3 separate regions of the Mus musculus genome follow, and all the other regions are linked to region 1. A link is a loop called in an ENCODE intact Hi-C map of the cell type or tissue named here. Cell type or tissue: left cerebral cortex. All regions are shown on one strand.

Region 1 (5,000 bases):
ACCTTGACCTCTTACTGCTGTCTTACAGAAATAGTTTCTCCAAATTCTGTGGATATTGAGGGCTTGCTTACATGAATAGTAGCTTCAGTTTTGAATAAATTTCTTAAGCCACAGTCATATTTCCTTCCAGCTTTGTGGTGAGCCTGGGTGAAACAAGTAAAGGCGTTAGCTCACACAAGAGGAAGCAGATGAGACTCTGGCTCTTCTAAGCCAGCCACATTGTTTTCTCATTCTCCTGAATTCATGGCACGGTTTTGATGACCAGAAACAAATGGTTTGCTACAACCCATCCTAGCACTCTCTTATTTTTCCAAAAGGTTGGCTAGAACCATTGCTTTGTTAAACTTTATGAATTACATTTCAAAGGAGAAAATGCCACTCTAATCCACTTTCTATAGATAACAGCTAGATTTCCACAAACTCATGTCCCTCCCACAATGACGACCAAAGTATTTGTTAAGTGTTGCCCAGGGATCTACCGCTCATTAAAAAGACTCATGTAGCAAATACGGATCTGGAAACCTATTGGCTTCTAGAACAAATACAAGTAAGTAGATTATGTCGTTTATCCCCTCTCTTTTTGTATCTGTAGCTAGAGGAGTATGAAATAGATTGTGATATAATAGACTTTAAGGGGATGGTGATATGGAAAGATTCTGCTTTTAAGAAATAAAATAGCAATAAAAATTTGTCTGAGGTTAAGAGAGGCAAAGTAAAGACCAACTGAGCACAAGTTTCTCCTTTTGGTAAATCAAGGTATTTTTGTAACTAGGGGTTTGTAAACCATGGTTAATGCACTGCATATCATTAAAATTTTCATTTCAAAATGGTTAATCTTATACTATGCCAATTACATCATTTTTTAAAAGAAAGGCTCTATAAATGGGGTTAAGTCTGACATACTTAGTCTTTTGTGTTTGACTCATTATTCATGGTATTGACAGCATCTTCATTATCACAACATGCCTGATACATGTTTGCATCCTTGAGGTGTTTGTTCATGTTATATCTCCTGTTCATTTTGATAAAAGCAGAATTTAAATTAATAAGGGTATCTAAGTTATAAAAACTAGAATCTTCTAAGTTATAAAAACTGGAATCTTCAAATGGTAAAATTATGTCATTGGGATTTAAATTGTTGGCGAACCTAACTACTATAAATACCAAGATGATGTCCTGACTGCTTTGGTTAATTCCCACCTTTCAATTCTGTAATTAAGAACAGTGGGTATTTCACTCACTGGAACCTGCAGGATTGTTCTGTCCTGACTTGCATCTCTGTTTCAGCTGAAAGACAAAATAGAAAACAAATTATGAAATAAGTGTCCTTTCTGTTTATTGTGCACCCCCCCCCCCAAACTTTCTTTAGAGACCTGGCATTTTGTCCAGATATCTTAGTTATGTCTCCCTGTGTTACAGGAAGGAACAACTCAACCATCCTGAACTCCTCCTATGCAAAACCAGGTGTGAAACTCACACTCTTTTACTCCATTCCTCCAGAGCCCCTTCAAAAAAAAAATAAAATAAAATAAACAATAAAACAAAAGACTTCCACACAAATCACTCCCCTCTTCTAAGGCCAGAATAACTCAAAGCAGAGAGTTCAGATGGGAATTTCATTTAAGGTTCAGTTGTCCAACCCCCTCCAACTTCTCCAAAGGTCAGCATATTTCTCTGTTTGTTTGATGTTTCCACTTAAGTCCCAACATGGAAACACAAATCAATTGTTTCAGAACACACACTGCACAGAGCCAGAAAAAAAAATAGAAATATCCCAACTGTCACCACTATCTTGGCGAGGGTGGGTGAGCTCACAAACACACATCCACGCACGCGCCTGTACACGCCCTGCAAGGGCGCTCAAAGATACACAGACACACACAGGCATACAGCTCACAGAGCCGATCCATAAAGCCTGGTGCCTTCCCTCAGGGTGGGTTTTTTTTTTTCCTATTCTTTTCTGCTTGCTGGGTTACACGGTTGGGGGAAGGGACCAGAGGCAAAGTTCGCTGAGCATTCTTTCTTAGCTCAGCAGGCAAGGCTAGGAGCTCCGGGTTTCCCTTCCCCGCCCCCTCTCCCCATCCCAGGAAGGGCCTCACACTTATTCCTCCACCTAAATACCACACTCTCCCCACCCTACCCCACCCCCGCAAAAAAAAAATCTGTTGATTCCACTGTGGGCTTGATTCCTTGAAAGAATTAATCTTGCTATTAAGTGGAAAACTCTCTAACACGGGGTGGAGGTTGTAGGTGAGGGTGAAGAAGCTAGCAGGGGAGTTAGCAAGCAGGGCCGGTAATGACAATTCACAGCCAAAACGACTGTTAGATTATACTTAATTTTTAATGATTCATAAAGAGAAAGAACGACGTTTTCGTTTCCAAAGAATCCCTCCCATTTCGTGGGAGTCTTGCCCTTGCGGTCGTGCCTACTTTCCCCAGCCTCAGAGCTCCAAACCAAGCAAGGAGTCCCCAGATAACTATTTAGTATAAACAAACCGAGCGGCTTTAATGGAATTACCTCAGCCTGCTAGTAAATAATTTATAGTAGGCAGTAAATAAAATATGGTTCTGCGTCTTTAAAAGAGTTGTCAAGTAGAAAACACCCACCAGAGGGACGTAAACCCCAAAGATCGCCACGCTCAAAGACATCGGTTGGGACCAAGAGCCGGGTGAAAAGACATGTTTTATAACTCGAAGGAAGGCGTGGGTGCTGCCAGAGCCAATGCCGAAAGCTCCCAAAGAAGATCCCCGCCAGGAAGAGGGGAGAGACAGGATGTCCTTTGCATTTAGCAGAGGGGCGAGCAAGCCTAGAAAAGGGGCTGTACCTTCATAATAACTCCATGAGTTTTCAAATTCATTACACCCTGAGCCTCCGAAGCCATTCTCCCAAAAAGCAGGCCAAGGATTTGATTCCCATTTCCTGGATGGGTTAGGAAAAGGCTCTGAGGCTGAGGCAAGGTTTAGGTGTGTGTCTGCTAGGGATTAGGTAAATTGCTGGGTTGCAGGTCTCACCCGCTGGGGCAAGCTCAGTTCTTCCCTGCCGAGCGAGCCCCGGCGTGGACTAGTGCTCTCTGCCAGCACGTACGCACTGTCCAGCCCGGCACACTTGCCCAACTTTACAACATTCTGGCATCTCTTCTTCTTTTTCAGTGACCTAAGACCCCTCTAAATAAATTTTCTGCCTCCCCACCCCGCCCCTACAAGACTCATCCCCAGTTCAGAGAGGACAGATTTATGAAGGTCTCCTCAAGGCTACCCCCAAGACAGCCTTGACCATGAAACCAGAATCTTGAACACTTGACCTAAATTTCCAAGGGCATCTGTTTCCGTCTGTAATTGTCACCAGGCTTCATTTGAAATTTGATCCTGTGTCACTAATGGTATTAACAGGAGCTGAGGTCCAACCTTCCAAAGGGAGGCTGCTGCATATGAATTTACATCCAAAGCAAAGTAAACCAGTCTCTGTAACCCTGCAGCAACCCCCTCCCCTAGTACAATAAAACTGTTGTCGCAATCAATACATCTCCGCTTTGGGGCAATAAAAATTAGATAACTGTCTCTCTTTCTCTCTTCTCACCCCCCCCCATTAAGACAAAGCCACTATTCAAAGAATGAGGCGTCTTGTTAACCATTTCTGAAGTCTCTTGCTGTACCCGGCGCCTTTCAGACACGCACCTCTCAGTCATCGGAGAAAAGCAGACGTTTAATTACGGTGACTTTTGTTAGATCATTACGGATAATAAAGGCAACCTTTTCGCTAGATACAATTATAAAGCAAGCTGCCCCAACACCTGCACGGATCGCATTTGTCTCCAGCGGGCTTTTTACTCCTCCTCTAAACTGCCTTTGAATTTCTCCTTCTCTTCTGACCAGAAGATTTAATATGTTGCAAGAGATAGATTTCACGAAAACGCGTTGTCCCTTCTGTAGCTACATCTGCTCCGACCTATTAAGAAAAGTAAGACATTTTGATACTAATTGCAAATAAATTGTGATGTGTTCACCGAGTAATTGATTTAATGAAGTTCATATGAAACTCCTGAGATTGGCCAAGTAAAAGGCCCCCCGGTGTGTCTATTGTGGAGGGAAAGGAAGGTTGGTTTTTCGTTTTCTTTCTTAAAAAAAAAAATGGGTGGGGGAAAAGAGGTGGTGTGGAGGGTGGAAGCGGGAGGGGCGGAGGGGGGGCACAGATGTTACCTCCACTGCAGAGGCGACCGCAGGCAGGAGCCTCTAGGGTAGCTCCACCCAGCCGAGGGCTGCTAGCCTCCCTAAGGGGCCAAATGGAGTACAAGCAGTGGCTCTAAATTCGGGCCCCCACTGCCTGAAGCGTGCAGACTTGGGCAGTGGCCTGCGGGGAGAGACAGTAGACCGGCCGCCCACCTGTCTACTCAAGTTGCAAAACGCTGCCCCAGGGTCTCCCAGATGAACTAGGAGACCTCCCTTAAACCCATTCTCAGGCCTTAACTCTAGAGGCTGGGAGGCTAGGCGGGGAGGAATGGCCCCAAACTGCTGCCCCTAAGCTGAAGTAACTAGTAGCACTACCCGTATCCAGAGATTCTGGACTTGGAGCCCTAAACTCACGCTGCAAGCAAGAATTGAAACACCTTTGGCACTCAAGCGGGCTTTTTTTCCCTCACTCCTTTTGATCATCCAAGTGTGTGAGTCAGAGGTTCAGGACCTAAAGTATGGAAATAAAGAAGGTCCTTTTGAACACCTACTGTGTGCTGCCAACACTGTATTTCATTAAACACTAGTTTTCTTTCACTAATCAATGAGTGGGAAGTTACTTGGTCTCTCATACCTTAAGAGATGCAGAAAGTGAGGCAGGAAGGGCATTTGGGAGCTATAGCAGGAATGCCATAGCTACCCAGACCCATTGACCAATCTGGCTCTTGTGAAGAAGGAAAGAATAAAATAAATAAATAATAAACAAACAAACAAACAAACAAAAACAACGCTAATCCCGAAAGCCATCCAAATATTTTACAGGATAACTCTGA
Region 2 (5,000 bases), 490 kb before region 1:
GTCTAAAATGCATGTGTTCATAATACTTTTGTTTTATAAACTATTTTATAGCATTGAAAAGTCTGAGGCAGGACAATCATGAATTGGAGGCTAGCCTAAGCTACATAGTGTGAGCCTATTTGAAAATAAAAAATAAAACCCAAATACTTCAATTCATGTACTCTTATTTTAACAGAGTGTTCATTTAGTGAGAGAAATTAAATGAAGTTTGGAGAGAAAGGTGGTAGGGGATATGGCAAGAGTTAGACGGGAGGGGATGAGAGATGAATTTGTTTAAAATTATGTTACATGCTTGTATTAACTTCCCAAACAATTAAAAATGCAACAGAATAAAAATAACCCTTACTTTAAAAAATTATTGAAAATAGATTCTTCTCTTATACTGTGCAGTTTCCCTTACCCCCACTCCTCCCAGTTCCTCCCCTCCCCTATGTCTCCTTTGCCCCCAGATCCATTCCTCCTCCATTTTCTCTTCAGAAAGGAACAGGCCTCCAAGAGACAACAACCAAACACCACAAAACAAGGTACAATAAGGCATGACAAAAACCCTGATACGGAGGCTGAACAAGGCAACCCCATAGGAAGAAAAGGATTCCAAGAGCAGACAAAAGAGTCAGAGATAAATGAGTCCAGTTCCCACGGTTAGGAGTCCTACAAACCCACCAAGCTATCAGCCATAATGTAAGCAGAGGGCGTGTGGCAGCCCCCTGCAGTCCCTGTACTTGCTGCTTCAGTTTGTGAGCACATATGAGCCTTACTGTTTTCATACTATTGAACAAAGATGTGTTTGTTACATTCTAATGATGTATTCTTTTGGTTGTAAATTCTAGTTAAATAAGCTTTGCTTATGAGCTAGCCTGAGACTCTACCAACATCACAGAGCTGCCTGTTTTGTTTGTTTTGCAGTGTGGAGTATGGAACTCGGGGCTTTGCGTGTGTAGGCATGCTTTGTAACCCCGAACTACACCTGTTAGCCTTATAACATTGTTTTGTTGGGAAGTGCAGTTTTGACATTCAGATAGAATAGGGCAATAGCTGATGAAGAATCAGAAGATTTGCGGTCTGGCCTGCCTTAATTTTGTGACTCCAAGGAAGTTCATTCTCCCACTTCCCTGGGACCCCAGTTTCCCTCTAATAAAATGAGGGAGTTAAATTTAAATTGGGTCAGCAGCTTTTAACTCTGTCAGATTGATGTCCTTTAATAACAAATGTTCTGCAATCTCCCTATGCTATTCTACCATAATACTAATAGTTAATAGAAAACAAAACTTGTCTATGCATTTAATTTTAACTAGTACTAGTGTAACATCATAATAACATTAAGGAGAAATAGTAGTAACTATTAATAAAATAATATACCCTTTATGTATTTTATCCATTTTATATGTTTGCATATATGTGTACAATCATTGTCAGTGTTATAATAGGTAGATTGCAAATTATGTAAATTTTTTGGCCCAAATACTGCTATTTTCCAATGCTATGATTTCTTGAAATGTCAACAAATTTTGGTAACATTCCCAGACAAGTATAGTACTATTTTTCTCCCAGTTTACTTAAAACAGTGCCTTCTTGGGTGGGAGTATTTAATGTGTACTGAAAACATAAAATATTCTAAAGCAGAGCTACAATCAAAGGGTCATAAGCAGCTTCTTACCTACGTGAATTTTGGGTGGGGCATTTGGACAGTGTGGGATACAGCACAGTCCTTCTCCCTTTTCTGTTATGTACATCTCCTGTGAACTGCAGGATGCCTGGCTTTATGAACGCTAGTAGCAGCTACATATTTTTACTCTGCCTTGTAGACTGTGCTTCTGTTGAAAACCATTGGTCTAAAGATCAGGTCCCCTACAAAATTCAGTCTCTGTATAATTTCTATTGACTATAACACATGGGGTACTATACTGTGCATAAAGAAGTCTTTGTCTCCACCTCATTACTTTGTCACTGCTGCCATCTTGCCAGCTGGAAAAATATAATTTTGCTATATGCACGTCTCACTTTCCTAAAGCCAATTCTGTCTCATAGACATATCTCTTACAAGAATTGCTAGTTTACAAAAAGATTTTGATGCTTTGGAATAAAGGCCAAGAATAATTAATTAATTTAATCAGATCAAAAATAGGTTCTCTGTTACTTAGCTATTTTTTTATATTTGTCATTTTCTTCTCATGTGCCTTATATTAGATAGTTTTTCTTTGGGATGACTAATACATGTCATGACATAGTGTTTCCGGAAGATGGCAGTATTTGGTGCAAAAATGATGCTAAACACTGCTGATGTTTTGGCTGAAATTTTTTTTTTCCCGATTTTTTTGTTTTGTTTTGTTTTTGGTTTTGGTTTGTTTGTTTGTTTTGAGATGGAGTCTCCTGTAGTACAGGTTGCCTTGAACTCAACTATATAGCTGGGAATGACCACTAAATTGTAAAGAGCCAAATAATTGAGTTGTAGTAAACAAGTTGTCTTTTAATATTGAGACTGGCTGTATATTTGTAGATAGTATATAAAGAATAAGTGTAAAAAAAAAAGAATAAGTGTAAGAAAATTCTCTACCTTTATCCTATTATCCTTAATTTCTCTTTATGAAAGCATAACATGATTTTTTTCTAATTTATCCTTCCAGAAAAAAAATGTTTGCATCTGTAATATAGGTATATGACTTTCTGGTGGGGGTAAGATTTTTAAAAATTAACAATATTATTATGTGTGCTCAGTGTGTGTTTGTGTGTGCGTGTGTGTGTGTATGTGTGTGTAGGTCAGAGGACAATTTTGTAGAGTCTATTCTCTTCTTGTCTGTGGGTTATGGGAATCAAGTTTGCCCTGTGTTTATGCTGCAAGCACCTGCTGGGCCATCTTGTCAGCTGGAAATAATTTTGCTATATGCACTTCTTACTTTTCTAAAACCAGTTCTGTCTCATAGACATATCTCTTGCAGTGCACAGATTGCCATTACCTAATTTTAATCCCAAAGGGCATTTTTGGTTGTAGGTATTTAATTTTACAAATATTACAGTGGCCATTATATAAAAGTTTATGTATTTTTGCAAGTATCATAAAAAGTTACAAAAAAAAAAAAGCGAGGCATGGTGGCGCACGCCTTTAATGCCAGCACTTGGGAGGCAGAGGCAGGTGGATCACTGAGTTTGAGGCCAGCCTGGTCTACAGAGTGAGTTCCAGGACAGCCAGAGATACACAGAGAAACCCTGTCTCGGAAAACCAAAAAAAAAAAAAAAAAAAGGTTACAGTGTAAATGGAAATATATCAGGATAAAAGGGAAAAGGCAAGTATCTGGTGGGACTACATAAAAAGTAATAGAAACATGCTGTTTTTGTTGGATAGCAGCAATTTTCTTCCTAGTTCATACTTTTATCTTTTCATTTTTGGTTTTGGGGCCGTCTTTCTCTATAGCCCTGGCTTCCCTCAAACTTGCTATGTAGACTAGACTGGCATTGAACTCACAGAGATCAATCTGCTTTTGCCTTCTAGTTCTTTCGTGTCATGAGGTTAAATGTTCCTAGTTGAAAGCAAGCTTCATATGTAAGGCGGATGTCGTGATTCCATGAAGCTGGAAGTGGCAAAACTCCATGCAGAATAGGCTTCTTTATGCTTGCATAGCAAAGGTCAGGCACAGTCATTTGGTTTTCTATTTCATTGTAGGAGAGTAAAGCTACTGAGTGGTCCTCGGAAGGGGATTATGATTTGGACAGTACCGCCGAGACCAGCCTTCAGTGGATTAGGTAAGCACTTTAAGAAATATGCTCAAAGTAGCTTGAGGCTTGATAACTGTCTGTGATTTTTAGCTGGGGATAGGACACACTGGAGATTGAGCCTGGGATCTTGTACACACAGGGCAGGGGCTCTACTACTTGGTTGTCTCCTCCTCTAAATACCCTTTAGTTCTTATTGCTTCGGGACTGTCTCATGTACCCCAGCTTTGCCTTGAAGTTGCTGTATAGCCAAGGGTACTTTTAAATTCTGGATCCTCCTGTTTGTTTCCCCCAGGGTTAAGATACTTACTTTGAAGTTAAGATATTTTATCACTACTGGTGATACTGAGTGATATTTCTTTTGGGCCAGTTTCCCCTCTCATTCTCCTCTTCAGCTTCTAAACATATCTGATGAAAAGAAAATATGTTTTACATATACTATTTATGCTGAAGGGAAAGGAGCCAGTGATGTCATACATACTGTCTCTCCTTGTGGACAGCATCATGTAGACAACATGGAGGGTGGTGGTGGGCATGATATAAGTGGAAGTAAGCTTTATGCAATGGATGAAAACCAGAGTTGGCCATAGTGACACACACTAGTAATCTCAGCAGTTGGAGGACAGTAGCCGGAAAATAGGTCAACCTAATATGGTGTAAAAAGTAGAAGGTAGGCAGGAGGAAGAGACAGATAGCAAACAAAATAGAACACACTGTCTGTCTATGGGCTCAGATGGTCTGAGCAAATCCAAGAGTAAGAAAACATTGCAATTTGCTAGGTAGTGGGAGGTGGGAATGCCATGAAAACTGGAAAGAGATTATTGAAAGACTTAATATGATGAGTCAGCAGCTTTTAAAAAGGAGACTATCTTTTATTGTTTGAAAGTTTCACACATGCCAACAATGGGCCTGATAATGCACATTCCAAGCTCCCCCCATCTCTCCCCCTAGGCACCATAACATGTCCCCTCTCCTTTTTTTTTTTTTGCATGCTAATAACGTACTGAATAGAATTAGTGCCGATTGATAAAAAGTTGACTGATTCATATTGTTGATCTTGGGTAGTTAATCATAGCTACAGTGAGTTTTTGGTACGTGACTATGTTATGTTTCAAAGACAGCATTTCACAGCACTTGCCCCTACCTCGTGGCTCTTACAGTCTTTCTGTTTCTCTTCTGTGATGTTCCCTTGGAGGTAAGGGTTGATATAGATGTCCCATTTAAGGCTTGCCACTCAATAGCCAGTTACTTTCAGCATTTTGGCTAGTTATGAGCCTCTGGATTAACTGCTG
Region 3 (5,000 bases), 100 kb after region 1:
TGTACTTCCCACACCCACCGACTCCCAATGAGGAGCTAGACCGAAAGACCAAGAGCCACTTCATTTGTCCAGGCAGTAGTAAGTCCTATGAGTCTGCTGACCTCCAGCCTTCATTGTCAAACTCTCCTGCAGATTTGGGGGGAGAGCCACTCAGGCAGCATGGGGCATAAGCAGGCTCTGTAAACGAAGAGAGTACAACTCCCTCCCAAAACATCCTAATGGCAGTCATTCGGATTTCTAGACTTCCCCTGGGCTTTCTGGCATCCTCAAAAGGATAGGTAGACTTACGTTCTGTCACTCACAAATAGTGATGGCAAAATCCCAGTTCCTGTCAGTTTACTAACCCAAGGCAGAAGAAATCCCTTCCTGCCTATCTATTAACAATGTATAGGATCCTGATGCTCAGTTCTGCTTGCTCTGGGACCACTGTCTGGCATGCAGACTTCACCAAAGTCTATAGCAACAAAACAAAAACAAAAGCAGCCAAGTGTAGTTTCCCCCACAAAGCTGTGAAAAGTTTCCTAGAGTTCTGGAGATATAGCAGCAAGTCTTGGCTGCAAGAGGCAAGAACTTGCCTATTTCCTTGGAATGGAAACACCTCTTTCCCACCCAGATACTCTATACAGGGTCCTCAGCTACCAATTAACAAGGCTTGCTCTGCATGGGTAAATTGTAGGGAGGACAGGAGCAGAGTTACCCTTGAGCCATGGAGTGTATATCAGGATTGGGCTACTATTCCAGGTAGTCCCCTTCCTAACCATCTTGTGGACCCCAACAAAGGATAGTGATAAAGGTGCCCAGGAGCTAGCTCTCTCTCTCTCTCTCTCTCTCTCTCTCTCTCTCTCTCTCTCTCTCTCTCTCTCTCTCTCTCTCTCGTTAGAGAGGCAGCCTGAGGATGTGACTGTCACCAAGGGTACTTCTTGGAAAGGAATAGGAATGAATGAGATGCTGGGGATGAGAAAATTCAGGGGAGGGAGGCAAGCACTCCTCTCCCTTTGCCCTCTGCTCCTGCTCCAGGAAGCACCAGAGTCCCGGGCAACAAATAAACCCTTTGGGGAATGCTGACGCTGGTGTTTGGGGTGAAGATGAGGATACAAATATGGCTTAGGAATTGAACGTGTGCTCAGAGAGTGCTAGCCATCTGAATAGAAGGGGGTGTGTGAGAGACAGAACTGAGAGTTATGAAACGGATCCAGAGGCAGGATGGATGGATGGTTTGTACTGGGTGACGATTTCAAATGCAAAGTTTGGTTTATTTTCAAAATGCATAGATCTCACACAGCTTTTGACTAGGCCGTCCCCCCCCCCCCCCAGACTGTGGAGTTTTGCCCTCTCTTAGTTCAAGTTCTCTCTCTCCTTCAGAGCCTGAAAGCCCTGGTAAGGATCAAAAGCTTCGGCAATTTCCCAGCAGGATTCTCCGCACCCCCCCCCCCCTCCCCAGGCCGACACAACTGTGGCAAAGGAAAGAATCTATGGAATTCTGGGTCTAAAGGATCGCTGTCACCTATCCCCCAAGGAAGAAGCAGGAATAGGCCCTTTCTCTAATAGGTTCGTGACTGCAATCTATTAGTGGTTTATGCTCGGCCATTCTAAGCCAGCCATAGCGGCCCTTTAGCTCTGTGTTCCAGTAGACTGGTACGACTCACAGCTGGAGAACTGTAGTTTCAGTCCTACCTGTAGGACTCTGGCGGGGATTCTCGCTCTGTACAGGTCGAAAACTAGTGGGGTTTGGGTCTTTTGTTTTAGACCCACTGGGGTTTAAGGACCTCTAGGGGGGTCCCTCCAAACTCTAGACCTGAAGGAGCTGGAAGAGAGGTGCAGAGAGAAGAGACAAGCTTGCTTGCAACCAAAGCCCTACCATGAACCCAGAAAAAGTGAGAGAGAATCTCTGGACACCCTTCTATTCCATCCTACAGATCTGGAGACATGTATCTTTAAAACGTTGCTTATGGGGCTCACGGCTCCATAGGTGCTTTGCCAGGTTACTTGGGATTTTGCCTCCCCAGGCACAACAACCAGGAGAATGGCTACTGAGCCTAATCCTCCAAAGCCCACATTAGGCAGGTGAAGAAGGTCTCAAAACTTAACCAAGCTAGATCTGCAACATTGACCCTGGTTGACGTCGGGGTTACCACGCAAAGTGACTGCCACGTGAGAAAGTCTGTGAGGCACATAATACGCGGCACCTCGTTAGGGCCAGGCTGGCATTCGGGGAGCTAGGCCTGCACCATCCGCGGCCCCATCATTCATTTCCCTGGACGTGCTGGTAAAAATGCATCAAAACAGGCTGCGGATCGCGGTATAAAAGCACAGCGGGATGAGCTGCTTTCCAAAAAGGATCTCGGTGATTGGACCGAGCTCGGCGTGATTGACAAGAGCTTAGTTTGGTAAAGGGAAGACACGCAAGCTTTCACAGCGGGATCTCTTTTCTAAAATATATCACACTAGCCTTTGAAAAGCGCCGCACACTATAAGGAAATAGCGTTTCACGGCTCTCTTTATGGTGCGATGACATTTCTTTAAAACACAGAGAAGATCAAAAAAGAGAGAGAGAGAAATAAAATGTGTTGCAAACACAATGTTTTAATTAGTTTATTCTGCGCGTTGCTTTTATCTGACGTATACATTGCGGGTCCCCCCTTTTAATTAAACAGCCCCTCTTGAGCGGCAGCGGGCTAGGAAAGGAGGAGAGGCACTGCGCCCCTACGTCCCCTTTGGGAAAAACGGAAGGGCTAGATGGCCTCAGAGCCCAGCTCGAAGGCCCCTGTACCCTCCCGACAGAGACCAGACGACTGCGGCTTTGGGCTTCGGGAAGCCCCGGGACCGGAGCGCCCCACAGAGGCAGAAAAGAGGGAGGGGGAGAGGAGAAAAAGCGGAGGAGGTTCCCCACAGGGAATCGAATGGAACGAAAGCCGTCCAAGTAGTTTGGGCTGGTTGCCAGCCTCCAATCCCTTTCCTCCTACTTCTTGCCAGCAGCGGACTCCCTCCTCTCCAGGCCCCCTCTCTCCTCTCTTGGGTGCGAGACCGCGGCAGAACAACGGGATGAGCTCTGGGGGTCCCTGCTCTCTCTAGTTTTTGCACTCGGATCTTCCACTACTTCACCCTCCCTGGATCGCAAAGTAGCTGATCTTCTGATTCCTGTCTAACCGGAAGAGGAGACCAGGCAAACGCCAGCTTACCGAAAGCGCGGGAGCCCCAGGCACTGTCCTAAGTGGTGCCCCCAGAAAGGCGCCGCAGGAGCTGCTTGTAGGGGGAAAGCATCGTGGACCTAACAAGGCCTGTCCTTACGTACACATACACTATACTCTTTCTTTCTTTTCGTTGTTGTTTTAGCTTTTGTTTGTTTTTGTTTATGAAGAGGGGTGGTGGTCGCTTGTTTTTGTTTTTGGCAGGTCCTTACCCAGTAGCTTAGGTTGTATTGGAGCTAGGCTGGGTTCTACCTCACCATTCTCTTACTGTCTCAGCCTCCTAAGTGCTGAGATTCCAGGTGCGAGCCGCCACTCCGTTTTTACAAGCAGGCTTCTGAAGAAGCGCCTCAGATTTCAATTTTACTAATAATCTCGCTCCACCTTCCACACACACAAATCCTTGCTTTGCTCTCAGCCCAATGACAAACCCCAAAGCCTCTCAACAGAGCATTCTGTCTACAACACTTGTGGTTCAGGCCTAGAGGTGGTTCTTAGGGGTGTTTATAGCGTTGCAATCAATGTGTTGTTTTGTTAATTTTGCTGTTGATATCTGAAAACTCAGAATAGCCCAAGAAGTCTGGGAAGACCTGGAGGAAGTTGAGTGACACAGATGCAGATGCGGCGTCCTAAACAAATGCCAGGGAGCAAGCTAGTAAATCCCAGACACACAATAAGCCCTCCTCTCCAGCCCAAAGGGAGTGCCAGGGACCCCCTCAAGGCTGTCAACATGGAGGTGAGGAGATTGGGTTTGGGGTGACTGCAGCTACCTCCCCCGTGGAGTGCTTCTCTTCTGCTTTTGCTCAGGGGAAAACTCCTTCACAAGTGTTTCCCCTCACAGACACGGGCAGAGAGTGCTAGGAACTGCAAATGCCTCTGTGTCCTGTGACCACAGGTGAGGTCTGTAATGTTGCTTCTCTTGGGAACAACGGGAAAGGCTCATTAATTTTCCATATATATGTAATCTGATTTTGTGCAAATGCTGAAATTTCTGTTCCTCAAGATGGAGGACAGAGTTCTTACTTGCATATCCTTCCCTGGTGTTTAAGTAGAAGACAGTATTATTGAATGAACCCTTTTTAACAACTGAACGATCACTCAGTGATAGCGGAAATTATCCATTTAGGGTGTGGTTTCTATGAATCAGAGAGTTTCATGTTACAGACTACATGCATACTACACATTCTCCATTGTGTTATCCTGAGTGTGTGCTCGTGGGGGGGGGGGGGCGGACTCTGTTCCTGTCACTAGGTTATTTGCAGTCTACCTACATTATAATAACAATGAATGGAAATTAAATGATATGTGTGATGAACAAAGTAGAGCCAGGAAATCTCCCAGAGCAGTTTGCTTCCCAATTCATTTGTGCATTACATTCAAAATCATCATTTGACTCCAGCACAGCTGCAGAATGGCAATGTAAGCTTACATGTGGGGTGATGGGGTCTACAAAGCCTCTCTCATGAGTAACCTTGTGTGGATGTGTGTAGTTCTGGGAGTTTTATAAGTTGAAGAATTTTAAAGAATAACAGTAAGCCTCAAACTGCTGCCAGGTGATCTTTAAATTTGTTTGAAAACACCCAGAAAGTAAGGAATACTAAATGAAATCCTTGACCTTGAAGACTATATGCAGAAATAGACAAAAGTAAAATGTTGATGATAGTAGTTTATTCCCAAGTTTAAAAAGGGCATGAACTCAAATCAAGCTGACACTTTTTTGATTCCCAAAATGCAGAGTCTTTCCATTTGAATGGTTGTTCCAACAAGCATCAAAACACATCTGGACTGAAAAGGATGTAGAAGAAAAAGAAACAT

Evidence for each region. A loop is a pair of places that touch in the nucleus more often than their neighbours do. Peaks named below come from ENCODE experiments on the same cell type or tissue, not always from the same donor. Only the 100,000 strongest peaks of a DNase experiment are listed, where the experiment ranks them.
Region 2: a loop joins it to region 1, with 2.7 times the contacts of the local background. A loop is called at or near these places in 4 of 42 quality-filtered maps.
Region 3: it touches region 1 in a loop (5-fold over the local background); 11 of 42 quality-filtered maps call a loop at or near these places.

The regions. Positions count from the first base shown.
Region 1 is chrX:57,914,900-57,919,899 of GRCm38, forward strand. No RefSeq gene overlaps it. Among named protein-coding and RNA genes, the nearest start is that of Gm39517, 53 kb to the left of the region's middle. In left cerebral cortex, no CTCF peak of the experiment used is centred here; a DNase peak (open chromatin) is centred at 2,512.
Region 2 is chrX:57,429,551-57,434,550 of GRCm38, forward strand. Gm364 (predicted gene 364) reads left to right here. Exons shown (of 17, transcript NM_001128625.2): 8 at 3,659-3,738. Among named protein-coding and RNA genes, the nearest start is that of Gm364, 23 kb to the left of the region's middle. In left cerebral cortex, a CTCF peak has its summit at 2,237 (motif pointing right); a DNase peak (open chromatin) is centred at 2,299.
Region 3 is chrX:58,016,586-58,021,585 of GRCm38, forward strand. No RefSeq gene overlaps it. Among named protein-coding and RNA genes, the nearest start is that of Zic3, 12 kb to the right of the region's middle. In left cerebral cortex, no CTCF peak of the experiment used is centred here; a DNase peak (open chromatin) is centred at 2,284; H3K4me3 peaks cover 578 bases.